Linked DNA regions of Homo sapiens: region 2 is linked to region 1. A link is a loop called in an ENCODE intact Hi-C map of the cell type or tissue named here. Cell type or tissue: heart left ventricle. All regions are shown on one strand. Links, peaks and the distances in the headings refer to the core of each region. The heading gives the core; the rest is flanking DNA. Region 1 overlaps DENND2B (DENN domain containing 2B). Region 2 overlaps DENND2B (DENN domain containing 2B).

The links. A loop is a pair of places that touch in the nucleus more often than their neighbours do. Peaks named below come from ENCODE experiments on the same cell type or tissue, not always from the same donor. Only the 100,000 strongest peaks of a DNase experiment are listed, where the experiment ranks them.
Region 2: a loop joins it to region 1, with 1.8 times the contacts of the local background. A loop is called at or near these places in 21 of 110 quality-filtered maps.

What each region holds. Positions count from the first base shown.
Region 1 is chr11:8,704,855-8,714,099 of GRCh38, forward strand. It overlaps DENND2B (DENN domain containing 2B), which reads right to left. Exons shown (of 20, transcript NM_213618.2): 8 at 9,144-9,188; 9 at 7,697-7,881; 10 at 6,268-6,377; 11 at 5,991-6,060; 12 at 2,923-3,000; 13 at 2,231-2,371. Among named protein-coding and RNA genes, the nearest start is that of SNORA3B, 24 kb to the left of the region's middle. RefSeq lists an enhancer at 5,296-5,797. In heart left ventricle, for the core only: no CTCF peak of the experiment used is centred there; DNase peaks (open chromatin) are centred at 2,907, 4,217 and 4,537; H3K27ac peaks cover 3,365 bases.
Region 2 is chr11:8,774,518-8,783,762 of GRCh38, forward strand. All of the region lies in intron 1 of DENND2B (DENN domain containing 2B), which reads right to left. The region is part of intron 1 of DENND2B-AS1 (DENND2B antisense RNA 1); the gene reads left to right. Among named protein-coding and RNA genes, the nearest start is that of DENND2B-AS1, 10 kb to the left of the region's middle. RefSeq lists an enhancer at 1-94. In heart left ventricle, for the core only: no CTCF peak of the experiment used is centred there; a DNase peak (open chromatin) is centred at 4,134; H3K27ac peaks cover 3,965 bases.

The sequences.
Region 1 (9,245 bases), core at 793-8,792:
ACCTGGCAATTTTTTTTTTGTATTTTTGGAAGAGACAGAGTTTCAACATGTTGGCCAGGCTGGTCTCGAACTCCTGACCTCAAGTGATCCCCCCGCCTCAGCCTCCCAACGTGCTGGGATTACAAGCACATGAGCCACGGTGCCCGGTCTGACCTTTTCTACTTTGAGAAAATCAAAGCCATCAGATGAGAATCCAAAATCTACTAAGCCACTCCCTCCTCTCCTAATAAACACCAAGCCCTCCATGGAGCCTAACACCCACATCTTCTCAGTACTCTCTGCTAGCCCCTCCTGCTCCTGCAGCTCAAACCTCTTCCTCTGGCAGCCATTCCCACCAGCATACAAACTACCATCCCTAACAAGCTTCCCTAGTTCCACATTTCAATTGCTGCCCTCTTCCCTATTTCTCTCCACAGCCATGCAATCTTGAGAAGATGTCTACACAGGCTGTTTCCACTTCCTCACACCCATCACTTCTCAACTCACTCCAGCCCAACTTCTGGGCCCCTGCACTTGTCAAGATCTTGCCACGCCTCATCCTGACCTCTTGGTGGTTCCTGATCCGGATCACGGCTTCCTTTTTGAGGTGCTCCTGAGCCGCAGCCCTCTCCTGAGTGTTCCTCTCCTGCAGGGCCTCTGCACGTTGGGGTTCCCCAGGACTGAGGAGGACCCCATACTGGGCTCTCTTCTCTTCCCTATTTACACTCTTTGCTACTAAATACCTTCTCTTGGGGGTCTCATGGGCATCTCAAACTTGACATGTACACATTTGGACTCTTGCTCTTCCTCCTCATTACCTGCTTCTCCTTCACGAGCTCCCATCTCAGTACATGGCTCCATCATCTACCCTGGGGCTCCAGCCAGAAAACTGGGAGTCAGCCTTACAGTCTCTGTAACAACTACTCCCTATTTCCAATCAAACGCAAAGTGCTATTGGTCCTAATTCTAAAATCCATCTACTTCCCTTCCCCTGTTCTACCACATCTTAATCCAAAGCTGCCATCATCTCTTACCCATAGTGCCACAACAGTATCCCTGCTGGTCTCCCCGTTTTCACTCCGACCATTATCTACATGGCAGCCACAGTGGGCTTTGAATACATGTATCAGCTGGCCACAGGTGGCTCACGCCTGTAGTCCCTACAGTTTGGGAGGGGGAGGTGGGAGGATTGCTTGAGTCCAGGAGTTCAAGACCAGCCTGGGCAACAGGGTGAAACCCTGTCTCTATAGAAAATACAAAAGTCAGCTGGGTTTGGTGGTGCACGCCTGTAGTCCCAGCTACTCAGGAGGCTGAAGCGGGAGGATCGCTTGAGCCCGGGAGGGTGAGGCTGCAGTGAGCCATGATAGCACCACTGCACTCCAGCACCACTGCACAATATGGGTGGCAGAGTGAGACCCTGTCTCAAAAAAATAAAATGAAATGAAAATATACGTCAGATCTTATCATACCCCTGCTTTAGATAAAACCCCAAATCCTTAACTTGGCCTAGCAGGGACATCGTGATTGGGTTCTTGCCTGCCAACCCACCCCTCTACCCCCACCCCATCAACCCTCTGACCAGCATTTGCACTTGCCCAACTTTTGCCTTTGCAGATGCTGGTTCCTCTACTTGGAATAATCTTCTCCCGTTCATATCCTTCTCTTTCCATCTCCCTCCTCCTGCTTCATTTAGTTGCCCCCACTCACCACTTAGGTCTCTGATAAAGTGTTACTTTCTCAGAGGAGACCTTCCCTGGCCCCTTATTTAAAGCAGACTCCCCTGTTTCACACTCTCATAAGGTCCTGTGCTTTCACTTGGCTTGTAACACATTTAGGAATTATCTATTTATATGTAAAAGTGTTTATAATAGCAGTATCTCCCACTAGACTACAAACTTCATGAGGACAGAGCCACGTCCCTCTACCTCTGACTCTGCTCTGAGGTCTGGCGCAATCCCTGATTGTGAGATGGCACACATTCAGTAACTGTTCAATGAATGAACAAAAGGAAGGCAGATGGAATGCAGTTTAGTCCAAATGGGTCAGGGAAGGCCCCTGGGAGGAACAGAGGGCTGGACAACATGTACATTCCTATTGTTTGCTCTTTTGGTCCCTAGTGATGGGGTACACAGACATGGTTGAGCAAGGAGGGACCGTGCTCTGCAACCCCCAAAGACTACGACCTTGGCCAGCATGGTCCTCCTGCCACCCCAGCCCGTAGCCCGAGAGAAGAGGGTGCAGAAATCCCTACCTCATTGCCAGCACCTGGCAGGAATGTCTTCACTTTGATGGTCTTCCCTGGGGCTGGGAAGGGCGACTCCATGAGACTTCTCATGAAAGGATAGACCAATGCAGCGGAGATCCCACGCCGGCGCTCCACCTCATCTAGGACCTGTGCCCACCGCCAGCAGCCCAAAGAGGAAGGGTGTCAGGGCACTGCCCTTCCCCCTCCTGGCAGAGAAGAGGGCAGCCAAGCATCTGACCAGGCTAGCCCAGAAGCTGGGAGACGGGAAGGTGGTCTTGCCATGATCTGCACACTCTACCCTTCCCGTTTTCCTTGGCACTCAGTGACTCCTCTGTTCCCTAACTGGCCTTGCTTCAGTCCCCAAGAGCGGAGTAGCTGGGCAAAGGAAATACCACCCAAGAGTCAGCTCCCTGGGCGCTCCTGCTTCCCCAAGGACTCTGGCTCTGCCTAGGGCCCAGGGTGGGCTGTGACAGGGGCAGACACTGCCAGCACAGGAGCTGGGGAAATGCCAGCCAGCTGGGTAGAGAACCAGGCCGGGGAATGGGAGGGTGTCAGAGAGCTCACTGGTACTTGTTCCTGCATTCTGTCTCCCGCTCGCTCACAGTCACAGGTGGTTTTCTCATCTAAGCTGGCTGCAGATACTCCTGTGGGAGCTGTCAGCTGGGGGACGGGGAGGGAAGCCTGCCAGAGCCTCTTACCTTGGAAAACAAGCCGAAGCAGCCAAGGCGGCTGATGACACAGTACACCTCTGGCAACCGGGGCCCTTTCCCACTTGGCTGGGCCAGGACAAGGAGGAGGAGGAGAGAGACAGACACAGAGAATGCATGATTACCATTTCTGGCTCCTTTTCCTTGGGAACGGAGGAGTAAGGACTGCCCTTCTAGTGGAGGAAGACTTTAAGCCTCCTCTAAACCTCTCTGCAACCAGAGCCCTGAAGGAACAGCCACCACTCTCAGGACAGGCCTCAGCTCTGCAGGGTCTCCCAGCACCAGGTACCAGGCTCCTGCCAGGCTCCACACAGGCTCCACCCTTCCTCCCAGGAGGACGCTGACGGGGGCTGGCAAAGGGCAAAGCAGTTTGGCAGAGGCTACAGGGTGTCTGTGGATTCATAGCCCTGAGGCTGGGACCCCAGCAGATGGGAAGGACTAGGGTACATCCTTAGGACAAGCCATTGTAGCTTTTTAGCCCCATAGGGCACATTCGGCATACCATTCCTTTTTTTGCTTCTTTTCTCCCTTTCTTGATCCACCTCCATTCTAAGAGAGCAAACTGAAAACAAGAGATGGGAGCTACTGTTTATGGAACATTTGCTATACCTGACTCCTGGGCTTGGGACTTTACAAGAGATTTGTGAGAGAGGGATTATTATCCCCTTTATAGATGAGGCAACTGAGTTCAAAAAGATAAAGCCATTGCCTAAGGCCACCTATCTAGAAGCTGTGGAGCCAGGAGTTTGCTTTGGCCCTGTTTGGCTGTCTTACCCCTAAAGCCTGCTGCTTTCTGACAGGAAGGAAAGAAAACAAAGACACTGGGTAGAGGTTTGCTATGGAGTAAAGGAGCAAAAGAAGAATGGGACTTAAAAGGTAGGCATGGCCAGGCGCGGTGGCTCACGCCTGTAATTCCAGCACTTTGGGAGGCCAAGGGAGGTGGATCACCTGAGGTTGGGAGTTCGAGACCAGCCTGACCAACATGGAGAAACCCCATCTCCACTAAAAATACAAAATTAGCCGGTCATAGTGGCATGCGCCTGTAATCCCAGCTACTTAGGAGGCTAAGGCAGGAGAATCGCTTGAACCCGGGAGGTGGAGGTTGCAGTGAGCCGAGATCACACCATTGTACTTCCAGCCTGGGCAACAAGAATGAAACTCTGTCTCAAAAAAAAAAAAAAAAGGTGGGTAGCTAAAGGGGAGACATGCACTGAGAGCTCCCAGGCCCGGAGCCCCCATGCAGGCTGCAGTGCCTTCTCCAGCAGGACTCAGAGGCCTGGAGGGCCTGGCAAGTCCGAGTGGGGAGGGAGCAGAGCAGCAGGTGCTGGCCCCTCGTGCAGGCTGCTAAGCAAATGCAGATGGGGCTATTTCAGTCTCCAAACCTGCTGGCCACACGTCACAGATCTAAAGAGAAGGCAGAATCTGTTTTTGTCCATATTAGGCCTGAAACTCACTCCTGTCTCTTTCCCTCTCCCCCGCCTCCCCTAAAGCCCCAAGTGATTAAATCAAGTATGTGGGATTTGGATCAGAATCATTGTGTCCAATCTGCAGGAATGCCGAGCTAGTGCCAGCCCCCTTGGCAGAGACCCAGCCCAGGCCCTCTCTGAGCACGCCAGGACAAACACGCTCTTCCCTGGGGGCAGCAGCCCCACTACAAAGGAGCAGCTCTGCTCCATCTATGTTCCAGCAAAGGCAGCCTTCGCAACACTCCTTCCAAGCCTGGGAGGCCCAGGCGGCCAGAGGCATGCTGGCCTCTGCCTGGCTCACCACCTGGCATCACTCCTGTGCATACGCCCTTTGCCCCTCCATGGGCATTCTACCTCCCCACGCCCCCTCTCCCCAGTCCATCCTCTGGGGGTGATCCAAGAGTACAAATTGGTGACAAACGACTTCCCTTCTGGTTCTGTATGACCTTGGGCAAGTCATTCTACCTCTGAGTTTTGACTTTCCAATCTATGGATCAGGGATAATAATAACCCATGGGCTATTGTGATCATTTTCTTTTAAAAGACATACTTGAAGCATCTAGCTTGGAATGTGACAGGTTCTAAACAACATTTATTCCCTCTTATTCCCTTGGCCCTTCCCTCCTGTGTTGAAAGTCCAATCTCCTGTAACAGGCCATCTAAAGTTCCTCGAGAGGGAGATCCATGTTAAACTCATCTTTATATGAGCACGTGCCTGACTCTCAATAGCACGTGCCTGACTCTCAATAGGTCAGGGCTTCTGATAAGGGATGATAAGTGTTTCTGAATGAATGAATGGCCGGCCCCAAATCCTTCCTTCAGGGCTCCTGCCCCCTTCATCTACCCCTAGACTGGTATCTGGGGAGGCTTTCTCTTGCTAAGGCCTGGAAACCCCAAAACATTGTCAACAACCCAGTAGCTCCAAGCTGGGAGTGCAGCAGGGGCCAGGCTCTGAGCCTCTACCCAATCTATTTCCCAGGACTAATGGGAAGGGAAATGGTGAGGGACTTCTCTTTACAAAATGGCTAACATTTTCAAAACCTAATCCCTTTCCCCTAGATTCAAGGTATCTCTCTCAGATTCCCAGAGAAGGTATGTCTCTGTCCCTGCCCAATCTCCAGCCCCACCACACCACAGAAAGGCCTCCTCCCCACTACAGGCTGGCCAGGTATGGGGGTGAGGAAGGTTGTCCCTCACCTAATCTGATGCATATACACATACTGCTGGGGGCGATTCGATCCTGCAACCAGAGACCAGCAATCAGAGCCCATGATCCCAAGGGAAATGACGAAAAAGTAGAGAAAAACTAAAAAGACATGAAAACCCACTCCCTCCCCTTACTCCAGATAACCTCCGATCCTAAGGCCCCCTCAGAAGCACCACTCTGAGCCCTGCTCTCCCAGGGTAGCCTCACCTGTGAAAGTGTGTGTGTTGGCAGGGGGTTCGGGGTGGCCTCAGGAAGCATAACATAGGATTTCATACAAGCTAAAATTGCAGAAGGGCACACACACACACACACACACACACACACACACACACACACCCTGGCCTATCCCCTGCCTGCTGGCCTGAGGACCGAATGGCCTCACTCACCAGTAAGCGCCTGCAGTAGCCAAAGCGTCTGCTGCCATCTTCCCCAGTCAGCATGAAAGAAAAGGTCTCACTGGAACAAAGAGAGGTCTGGCATCAGGGAGGTGTGAGAGGACCTAGGAAACAGCCCCCAAGAATAGGGACCGTCATTTTCACGTGGGGTGAAGGGCCAGGTTGCTGTAGGAGAGGATGAGACTAGAGCAGGCCCCACTCAGGTGCCCACGCTATGGGGGTAAAGAAGGCTATGCTCCTTCCTCCCTCAGGCCAGGCCAGGCCTCACCTGCTATACTCTGACACAGGAAGCCAGTCCTTGGCATCAGGGAAGCAAAACTGGGGAATGGCTTTGAGCCTTTCCTCTGCCTCTCGCATCTGCTTGGTGGGTCGGTCCAGCTGCAGGGAAGAAGGAACCAGGAGATGACATGGAACCTGAGGGCGGGTGGTGGTGGCTGAGAAGCCCCTCCTCCCCTGAGGGCCCTAGATGCCACTGACTAGCGGGCATGATCTCAGCAACCCTTGTCCCACTCCGAATTCTTACAGAGCCCAGAGTCATCATTCATTCATTCAATAAATGCCAGCGGAGTGCTTTCTATATGGCATCTGACACGGTGCTATGCGCCAGGGCTCTTGGCTCTCAATGGAAAACAAAGGGGACAAGGTCCCCGACCTTACACATTCTCGTCAGCAGAGTGAGATGGTCAACCACAACATCTCAGAGCGGGGCTTAAAAAAAAAATAAGCAGGGTGGCCGGGCGCGGTGGTTCATGCCTGTTAATCCCAGCGCTTTGGGAGGCCGAGACTGGCGGATCACCTGAGGTTGGGAGTTCGAGACCAGCCTGACCAACATGGAGAAACCCCATCGCTACTAAAAATACAAAATTAGCCAGGAGTGGTGGCGCATGCCTGTAATCCCAGCTACTTGGGAGGCTGAGGCAGGAGAATCGCTTGAACCCAGGAGGCGGAGGTTGCAGTGAGCCGAGATAGCGCCATTGCACTCCAGCCTCTGTAACAAGAGCGAAACTCCGTCTCGAATAAAAAAATAAAATAATAAGCAGGGTTATGTACCAGAGCAAGCTGGGCAGGGGAGGGGCTCCATGCAGGTGTCTGGACAGACCTCCTGAAAGAGGTCCTACTTGAGCAGAGCCTGAGAAATGAGAAGGAGCCAGCAGCCACGTGAAGAGCTGGAGAAAGCACATTCCTGGCAGAGGCAATGGCAGAGAGAGAGGGGTTGAGTGTGAGAGGAAGAAGAGGGAGGCCAGGCTGGCTGGCGACAAGCAGGGAAGGCGGAGTGAGAGACAGGCTGGTGGGAGAAGTGCGGAGTGACAGCTAGTGGGTGCAGAGTTTCTCTTTGGGGTGATAAAAATGTTCTAAAATTGACTGTGGTGATGATTGCACAATTCTGTGAATACACCCAAACACTGAACTGTATACATTAAGTGGGTGAACTGTATGGTATTCAATTGTTCTGGATTTTATTATAAGCACATTGAGAGGTTCTTTCTTAGTCCTCATCCTTTGAACAAGCACTGGCCCAAACCCACCCCCGCTGCAGCCCTGTCTTCCCTCCTGGCTGAGAGGAGGCAGGTTCAGGGCTGTGGCAGCTCGGTGAGGACGTATGACGAACAAGATCTCTCTCCTTCCCCAGATAGGCCTGGCGGATAGAGGATGGAAGAGGGGGAATATGGGCAAGGTGGGGAGAGAGAAGGCCTCACCTTGGGAAACTGGTAGGAGACTTCGGGGAGGTAGGTGTTTCGCGATGGCTTCTTCTTGAGGGACACCACCACAAAGTACTCAAAAAGCTCCCGCTCCTGCCACTCCAGCAGCTCCAGCTCCAGCGTGCGATAGCTGGGGGCGCGCTTCAGCATCGACTGGATGTGGACCAGGCGCTGTGTGTGGGCTGGAGGCAGGTTGCACATCAGGGAATGGACCCTCACAGGCCTCATGTTAACTCCTCTACCCCTGGCTCAGGGCTCCATTGCTGTGGAGCACTTTTAAGTACGTGAGCCTAGTCTGATACCATCCCCAGCTCACAGTGCAGGAGGACCGGCAGGCACAAGGTGCTGACCCCTGCACAAAGACTCTGCCCTGACACAGGAAGCTGCGGGCCTGGTCCTCCTGGAGCCTCTGGAGACTGAGCTGGGGCAGGAGGACTGCCGAGGCCAGGCAAACCCAGGGATGTATCTTGGCACCCACTCTGTCCCTGTACCAAAAGGACTAGAATACACGAACATCCACGAAGGCTTCATCCTTGGGCCCCTAGCAGGACATGCTCCTACATCCAAAGTCCACTTGCCCATTTGCCTGGGGATGAGAGGATAATCATCCAGGAAGGCCTAGGCAGGGTTTCCCAGTAGAGAAAGCACAAAGATTTATCCAAGGACCCTGGAATGTGAAGGTTCCAGAACCTTTTCAAGCTCCTCTCTGGGGACAGGGGAGATGGGGGACTGCAGGGCCTCCAGAGAAACAGTTTCCTCAGTCTACGGCACATTTCTTGCCAGAAGAGGTCCTTGTAATCTTCTGTACCCCTCTCTGACCCTCCAGATCTACAATTTTTTTTTTGAGACAGAGTCTTGCTCTGTCGCCCAGGCTAGAGTGCAGTGGCATGATCTCAGCTCACTACAACCTCCGCCTCCCGGGTTCAAGTGATTCTCCTGCCTCAGCCTCCCAAGTAGCTGGTATTACACGCGCCCGCCACCGTGCCTGGCTAATTTTTGTATTATTTTAGTAGAGATGGGGTTTCACCATCTTAGCCAGGCTGGTCTCGAACTCCTGACCTCGTGATCTGCCCGCCTTGGCCTCCCAAAGTGCTGGGATTACAGGCATGAGCCACCGCGCCCGGCTGAGATCTACAACATTTACCAGGCAAATCTAGCACCCAACTCCCATGGACAATGGCTTGGGACAGTTTGGGCAGGTCACCACCCTTACATTTGGCAAAGGGAGACATCTGGATTTAACCTTGCAGGGCTGAGCTCACATGTCTATAAGGACAGACTTCCCTGTGGCTCCCTGCTCTATTGTTCTGGTATCTGGCCTGTCTGTCACCTCTCCACATCAGGCCGGTTAGGGACACTGGAACCACACATGCATCGGAAGGGAAGGCTGATTCCCTGCAGCCCTGCTGGGAGAGCTTCCGTACTCATGGGAGCTGTGCCTCACCTTTGAACCTGTCATCAGAGTCGCTCTCGCTCTCACTGTTTTCATCTGGAAAAGGAACAGCAGAGTACATACTTGCTGGACCTCACAGCCAATGTTTTTTGC
Region 2 (9,245 bases), core at 379-8,378, 69 kb after region 1:
TCAAAATCGCCACAGAAGATTCTTCCCCTTCAGTAGCACCACTACCATCCACCATCTCATCACCACCACCCCAACTCCTGGCTGTGCCCTGCTCCCATCCTGGCCCCACATGAAGCTGGGCTGATAAACTACAAATCCACAAGTCAAGGGGCACAGCAAGTTCCCCAAAACCAAGACATATGTCTCAAGGCTGGGCAGGAAGTTGCCCCCAGGCCCTGAAGCCCAACCCCGGGGCCTCAGACACCTTGCCTCTTGTCTATAGGATGATGTTACTTGCTTCTCCCCTGGGGAGACTGAGATGAGTGGGCAGTCTAGGAACCCTATCTAGGTCTTCTTATTTTTTTCGTTTTTTTTTTTTAATTATTATTTTCACTTTTTTTTGAGACAGAGTCTCTCTCTGTTGCCTAGGCTGCAGTGCAATGGCGTGATCTTGGCTCACTGCAACTTCCACCTCCCAGGTTCATGAGATTCTCCCACCTCAGCCTCCTGAGTAGCCGGGATTACAGGGGCCCACCAACACACCTGGCTAATTTTTGTATTTTCAATAGAGACGGGGTTTCACCATGTTGGCCAGGGTGGTCTCGAACTCCTGACCTCAAGTGACCCGCCCGCCTTGACCTCCCAAAGGGCTGAGATTACAGACGTGGGCCACTGTGCCTGGCCCCCATCTGGGTCTTATAAGTGGATGGACTAGAGACCAAGGAAAGAATCAGGTGAAGAAAGGTATAGCTCTGATGTCGTGTTATCTCCTTGAAAATCACTCACAAGAATGTCAAATACTTAAAAAAACAAAAAACTCTCCCAAGACAAAAGAGAAGTCCAATCTCACCCTGAAAATTTACTGTCCAAATAAGGGAGCAGTCAGTGCTAGAACAGTCAGGCTGTTCCAACTCCAAAAAGCCCTGGGAGAGAGGCAGTTCCCGGGCTTCAGATTCCACTGACAGGTTGTAACCCCTCAAAGCCACTAATGGGCACATTCTAGTGGCTAATTCCTCTGACCTTCCAGATGGCTGGGGTGGGGACACACCCCAGCTGAGACCCAAGGACACTGGTTCCTGGCAGGGAGCATGCAAAATCTCAGCAGCTCCAACCAGGCCAGATTAACAGCCCCATGCTCAAGGACACGCTGCCGGAAGCAGGACCCAGGAGGAAGACGTCCTTGGAGCCATTTCTTCTTTAACCAAATAAGAGCCAAATATAGCCAAATATGAAGAAACAATGTCATCTTCTTTGAAATTTTTCTCCACTTTATCACCTCATACCTAGTTTACTGCAATGGTCTCTGGTTATACAGAGAGCACTTTATCCAGTGCCAGCCCATAGGAGGCACTAAATAAATGTTAAACAGTATTATTGTATGACAAGCTCCCCTTTATTCTTCTACCTCCAGTCCTCTCTGCTCATAAGTGACAGACTAAGCATCCTGGAATGTCAGTATCATCATGTCATTCTTCTGGGCTCCTTAACCGCCAATCACACCAGACTCAGGTTCCCTTAATTGGTTCCAACCAATCTCACTTTCCAATTCTTCCTTCCCTCTTCAGCCAGCCCTGGCCCTACCACCCTCCCCAGACCTGCCCACACAGAGATACACAGACTTGCACATGCACACAGACACGCACGTGCGCGCACGCGCGCGCGCGCACACACACACACACACACACACACACCTACCTCTCTCCAGGCAGGACACCTTCTGCTCCAAACATGTCCACGTGTCCATTTCTGCCCCATGTTTCTGGGCTCAAATCACTGGCAGCCTGGAGTGCTCTCCTTCTTCCTCTCTGCTTATCCAACTCCTAGTATGCTCCAAGGCCCAGGCCAAGGTCCCCTGAAGCTCAGGCTGAGAAGCCATTCAATCCACAAACAATGACCAAGCACCTGCCTTGTGCAAGACACTAGCCCAGTCACTGAGGACACAGGAAGGAAAACAACACAGTCCTACAGGCTCCTGACCGGTGGGAGGGGCTTCAACATGAACTGCTCTGCTCACCTGAACCATGCAGGCAGCAGAGTCAACCACCAGACATCGCAGGCAGCTTGCTGTGCCACTTGTAGGGGTAAGGTGAGGGCAGCACATGAAACCCAGCTAGATGGGGTCTTCTTACCTTTCAAGACTTCAACCTTTCAAAGAAGCCACCACGGCCTAGTGGCTTAGAATATATTCTATTATAAGAACCTTCATTCTCTGTGACCACCTTGGGTAGCACTGCCCCATCTTGCTTTAGAATTTTATCAGCTAGGCTGGGTCCAACCTCATTCAATAATAGCCATGGTCAACTACCTCTCCTTAGTGCCAGGCAAAAGCCTCACATCCCTGCCCTAAGCCAGGGAACAGAGAGAGAATGATCTCCTTAGGGGTTCCTAGGCCTGATGCTACTTGACTACAGAGATGATGGGGGTCACATGGGAGCCAACCCTTAGGCCTCTTTAGGGAAAAAGGGTAATCTGCAATTCTGACCATAGGAGTAACTCCACCCTTCCCTCTCTTATTTAAGAAAGCTTATGAGAGAGTGAATGGGCTTGCTATTATTATAGGTATAATCTTGCATACCTTCTAAATTATAAGAATAGGTAACCCATTTAAGATTACTTTGGTCCTTTAACTCCTGTAGTAACAAATGCCACGTGATACATGCCTCACATCTAGTCCTAAGCTGCTAGTGAGTTACAGTGCCTGGAGAGAAGCAGCTGCTATGAGCTTCCAGTGTGCCACCCCCACCCAGGCACCCCACCTTGGATAGCCAAGAGGGCTACCTCGGTAAAAAAGAGATCCTAAGACAGACTTGTAAGCTCAACCCAGAGGGTAATCCTAATTCATTTCCCCCTGCCCAGGGGAGACAAATGTTGCTATATCAATGACTGGGGAAAAGGCCCACATATTTTTCATGTCTCACCCTCAGACTGGAGTGGCGTCTCACTGCTTCTAGAAGATTGGAACTATTACTGACTTGGTATTCATATGGACCAAAGGTACCTCCTGTTGGACATTCCTTAGGCCTGTCACATATGGTCCAAGAAAGCAGTAAGATGGAAAAGAGAGACCAGCTAAGAGCTACTCCAAATGCCCACACCATCAGATGATCATCCCAAGTGTCAGAGATATCTGTGAATCAAGTGCTCAAAGCTACACACATTGGGAGTGCTCTAAAATTCCTATCAATACAGTTATTCTTTTTCCCAGAACCAGAAGAGGCTCTCTTGATGTAATCTTAGATACCAGGGAATATAATGTTCAACCCAGGGAAAAAAAAGAGAGAACACCTAACCCATCCCTACTTATATTTCCAGCAGTGGAGACTCACAGTCTTCCTCATCATCCATCCTCCCTGTAATCTACCTGAACCTCAAGTCTCTGAATAAGCTTATCTCACATGTGACTTAGCTGTTGCTTTTTATAGCATGAACTATTCAGCCTCCTACTAAGACCATCTTTTCCAGAGAGGCTGAATGGGTCTCAGTCTCTACTAAGGAAGCTCACATCCTTCAGGAGCTTACCCAAAACAACAGTCACATATTTAGGCATGCTGGCTTGTACAGCTCAGGTCAGCCAGAAAGGCCACAGCAGCTGCTGACCATTATACCACATGTGAGCACTAACGGGGATCAATGAGTCAAGCCTTGAAAGGGCAGAACAGAAGGAAAGAAGTTACCATTGGCCCTTGGATCACCAGCAACTAGCTCGAAAGAGTCTGCCTAATGAGGACTGCATCCAGCCATAACGAGCACCTAGTCTTTGAAGCCTGTGGCATCCAGACAGTATCACTTCCTACTTGACTGCTTTCAGGGGGCCTTCCACACAGCCACCCCTTACACTACACCCATCTCCAAGGCTGAAGAGAAGACCTAGTGCACACTATCTTGAGAGGCTTAGCCACACATTTCAGTCCCCGTCCACATCCACCCTCCCCCTGCCCCTGACAGCTCAAATATTCAGTCTCCACATGTGTCTATGTGCCTGTGTGTCTGTGTTTTATTTATACTACCCATGTCTGTTGTTAGCAACAGAAACAAAGTACTTTAAGGCAGAAAAGGCAAGTCTGCCAATTGGCTTGCTGCTCCCCGCCTGCTTCCAGCTCAGGGAAGGGCTGGTAAATGATCCCTCCAGCTCCAATCTACCATGTGTGCCTACAGCTCCCACGTACCCGGGGGCTGGGAGGCATGGTGCCAGTTTGGCCCACATTAGTCACTGCTGCATGGGGTGCCGGCCATCACCTCTCTCTCTTCTTCCCTGGAGGGCACACCCTGAACACCTGATTCTGTCACCTGCCTAAATGCTGATTACTGTCGAAAGGCAGAGCTTCAGAAGCCAGAATTCAAGAAACCCATGGTAAAGATGAAAGGGCAGTTCCTCCCCAGACTCAAGACTCTGGAGAACTAGCCCAGGCTAAGTTCTACTTTCACGTCTTTCCATTCCCACTTCAGTTTTTCTGCTACTGATAATCTTCCAAGTTCCAATAGCAGGCTCCCTAATAACATTGACAGTAATTATTGATCACCACTTTGTTTTAGCTGAGAGAACAAAACATGAGATGTGATTCTTACATGTGGGGAGCTCACAGACGAATGTAGGGCACTGAGACACAACAGCAAACGATGCAAGTGTGGGACACAAACTAGAAAGACAGGACAATGGAGTGGTGGAGGGGACAGAGCAGCTCTGGACGGGGCTTCTGTGGGAGAGGAAATGTGAGCCAGACTGTAAAGGACAAACAGTAGCTGGACAGAATGAGACAGAAGACTGTTTGAGATGAAGAATGAGACTATGACTCAAGGTCCCAAGGCAGAGAGAGTGGCAAATATCACACCCATAGCGTTTTTCTCACATTCAACTGAGGCTCAGCCCTAGCAGGTATGGAGGAAGGAAAGTGGTGTGACTTGGTAAAAACAGAACCCTCCCCTCTGGGTTACCATGCTCTCCAGCCTCTCTGCACCTACCTCTGCCAAAAGCATGCTCGGGGTTTCCTTTTTCTTTCTTTTCTTTCTTTCTTTCTTTCTTTTTTTTTTTTTTTGAGACGAAGTTTCATTCTTGTTGCCCAGGCTGCAGTACAATGGTGGAATCTCGGCTCACCACAACCTCTTACCTCCCGGGTTCAAGTGATTTTCTTGCCTCAGCCTCCTGAGTAGCTGGGATTATAAGCATGCACCACCACACCGGCTAATATTTTGTATTTTCAGTAGAGACAGGGTTTCTCCATGTTGGTCAGGCTGGTCTCGAACTCCTGACCTCAGGTGATCCGCCCCGCCTCAGCCTCCCGAAGTGCTCGGATTACAGGCGTGAGCCACCACGCCCGGCCAAGGTTTCCATTTTCTGTGCTACTCCAAAATCCTCTCCCTTGCATGTCATGGAATGCAGCCAGCCTAACTTCCTAAACTCAAAAACATCCCATTGAAATTCCTGGTACTCAAGGCTCCTGCTCCCACGGTAGGACAAGCTTCAGGCTCCCCCAGGTGCAGTGTGGGCCAGGAGCTTGAACTATTCCTGTGTTGGCCTGGGTCAAGCTGTGAGTCTGATTCTTTTCTCGCTAGAGCAGGAGAAGGGGGGCAGTATGAAATTGTAACTATGGTTCCTGGAAGCCAGGACAACCATCTTTCCTCCTTCCATTCATACTTACAGTCATGCATCCATTCAGCTAATATACACCAAACACCAACCATGCATAAGCCAATATGTTTAGTGCTGTTTGGACACCAAATGCATCAGGTATGGGTCCATCCTCAAGGAGCTTCCACTCTGTAGGGTGAATACAATAGACATATAAATCTCATAAATACCAGGAAGACTATTTTAAGTGCCATTAGAAAGATGAAATTAAGTGCCACTAGAGAGATGCCATTAGAGAGATACAATGTTGAAGCTTAGGTAGAAGGAGATTACTTCCAAATAAAGGATCAAGAACACTTTACAGAGAGGGTGACCCTTGTGCTAGGCCTGGAAGATCAAATGGCAAAAGAATACAGGGGTATTCCTACACAGATAGAACTACATGCACAAGGGCTTGGAAGCAGGAAAGCAGAAGACGTATGAAGGACAACAAAGTGTTTGTCAGTCTGATGGGAGTTTAATTGAAAGTAGACCAGGGAGAAAGAGAGTTGGAAAGACAGAGACATGTCGGCTCTTAGAGGCCTCTGAGAGCCAAATCAGGGATCTTAGTTTTTCTCTGGGGAATCACAGAAGTTTTCTGAGAAAAGAATGATGGGTCAGAGATTATGCTTCTGAAAGATGAAGCAATACTCAGAGGTCTAGGGGCTACGGCAGAAAAATCTGTTCAAGTGGTCCACGAGGGCTAATGATCACAGGAGGGACAAGGGAGAGAGAGAACTGAGGTAAGCAGCAAGTGCAGGATGAGAATTTCTACCTTTGAAGCTCAGGCTGAACAGAAAAATCAGTAGGCAGTGGCCAGGGTGGCTAAGAGGCTACACAGGCAGAGAAGAGCTGGAGAGCCAGCTCTTGGGAGGGGACAGCGAAGGAGTGGGAGGTGGAAACAGACAGGAGACCAGGGAAGGGAAGGGAATCTCCGAGTTCAGCATCCTAAAAGTGAAACTGCTCCAAGTGATAAAGCCAAAGGTACCCGAAGAGGAATAAAGACGAAGTCCTTAGAGTTGGAAGGATGGAGGGACTGTGAGGCCGGAGCATTGATGGATTCTCAGTATGAATCCTCAAATCCTAATTATGCCAAAAAGAGGACATATGAAGAAGGTTGTTAACAGTTAGCCTGAAGTCAATAGGCAGGTAAGGGCACCAAGAGTGAGCAGAGGAGGGACTAACTTCTCATGGGAAAGGTTGCCAGCCCGGGCTTGGAAGCAACGTGGGGAGTTCAGAGCGAGAGTTGGGAGGAGGTGAGGTGGCTTCATTGGAGAGGGTCACAAGGAAAGTAAGATCTTCAGGGAAAAGCCAGCTTTTGGCTATAACAAAGAGGTAGGAATGTTCTAGGAAAAGCCACCAAAGAAGGGGCAATACCACTTTTTGTCTATTACACTGGGCAAGATGATAAAACTATTCCCAGAGTCAGGCAGGGTGTGGCAAGCTGGGCACTCTCATATACTGTTGGATGTTCTGTAAACCAGTATAATTTTTCTGGAAAACAATTTAGGAATACACACACACACACACACACACACACATAACCTCACAAGGATAACCTATACAAAGTTAAAAGATAAGCCACAGACAGGAAGAAAATAATTACAGAGCACATAACTGACAAGTGATTAAAAATCAGAACATATTAAGAACTTCTAAAGGAAAAAGACGAAAACCCAACTGAAAAATAAGTAAAAGATATGAACAGAGAATTCAAAGAAAATAAAATATTGCTCAATCTCTTTGATAAATTGGGAAAATGCAAATTAAAGTGATGAGATATTATATCATACTTAGACTGGAAAATACTGAGAAGCATGGGATCTCCAAGTGTTAGCAAAAATAAGGGGAAATGAACACTTATATACATTGGTGGTAAACACATAACAACTACTATAGAGAACAATCTGGAATTACCTAGTAAAGCTAAAGAATCATACTCCCCACCACATCACTTCCATTCCTAGGTAGCTGGCGTACACAAACTCTTGCACAGTCATTACAATAGTGTCTGTAATACACAAAAATTAGACTTTAACCATTTCTCACTGCCATATAATGGTGCATTATACACCAATTAAACCAAATGATTTTACACATGAAAACTTTTTAGAAATGACTTTGAATGAAAAAAAATCAACCTGCAAAAGGTTTGCCTGCAAGAATAGTATCATGTGTATAACATTTTAAAACACAATACTATACATTATTTATGGACACATGTATGTAAAAGGATAAGATATGCACAGTAATGAGGCTTTTATCAGTATCAGGAGGAGGAAAGGACTGCAGAAAGCTTTAGTCATATTTGTCCAATTTTTTTTCCTGAGCCTCCAAGCATGAGTACATATTTGTCAAACTTAAAAAAAATTTATGTTAACAGATCTGAAGCCAATATGGTACAGTGTTACATTTATGAAATTTGGATGATGGGTACATAGATTTTTATTATATTAACCTTTCACTTTTCCATATACTTTTCCAAGTTTTAAAAGATATTGTTGGCCGGGCGCAGTGGCTCACGCCTGTAATCCCAGCACTTTGGGAGGCCAAGGCAGGCAGATCACGAGGTCAGGAGATCAAGATCATCCTGGCTAACACGGTGAAACCCCATGTCTACTAAAAATACAAAAAAATTAGGCGGGCGTGGGGGTGGGTGCCTGTAGTCCCAGCTACTCGGGAGGCTGAGGCAGGAGAATGGCATGAACCCAGGAAGCAGAGCTTGCAGTGAGCCGAGATCACGCCACTGCACTCCAGCCTGGGCAACAGTGTGAGACTCTGTCTCAAAAAAAAAAAAAAAAAAAAGATATTGTTAAATAATTTAAGTATATTACATAGCTTTCGAACCAGTAATTCCATTTTTAGAAACTTCTAGCAATAACTATCCTGAAGTTATACAAGTAGGCACAGCTATACAGATATGTAGATATTTGCCACCACTTACCTTTTTTTTTTTTTTTTTTTTCCCAAAGAGATGGGGTCTCGCTCTATTGCCCAGATTGGAGTGCAGTGGCACAATCACAGCTCAACATAGCCTCCAACTCCTGGGTTCAAGTGATCCTCCCACCTTAGCCTCTTGAAAAGCTGGGACTACAGGCATGTAGCACCACACCAGCTAATTTTTTACTTTTTTCTAGAAATAGCATCTCACTACGTTGCCCAGGCTGGTCTCAAACTCTTAGCCTCAAGCAATCCTCCTGCTTTGGCCCACATAGCTATTAATAACAGAAACAACCCAAAAGTCCATCGTCAGGTTAACTAAATAACAATTCATCCATACAATGTAATTCTATGCAGCATTAAACATTATAGAGTAGCTCTGTATGTACTGTCTGTGGAATATATCCAAGTAATATTAGTCAGAAAAGTAGGTTACAAAATATAAGTGAAAAATGATGGCACTTTGGGGGAAAAAGCAATATATGTTAACACATATGAAGAAGATCCCAAAGGACAAGATACACCACAAATTAACAATAATTATGCTATAGGGGATTATGTGACTTTTACTTTCTTCCTAATATTTTTTGTTATTGTCCAAATATTCCTCAATGAGCATGTATTTCTTTTATTAGAAAAATCAATAAAGCTAGTTAATTTCACGCAAAAAGAAAATAAGGACAATCTGGTAATAGCAGATGAGTTTTACTTGAAATAACGG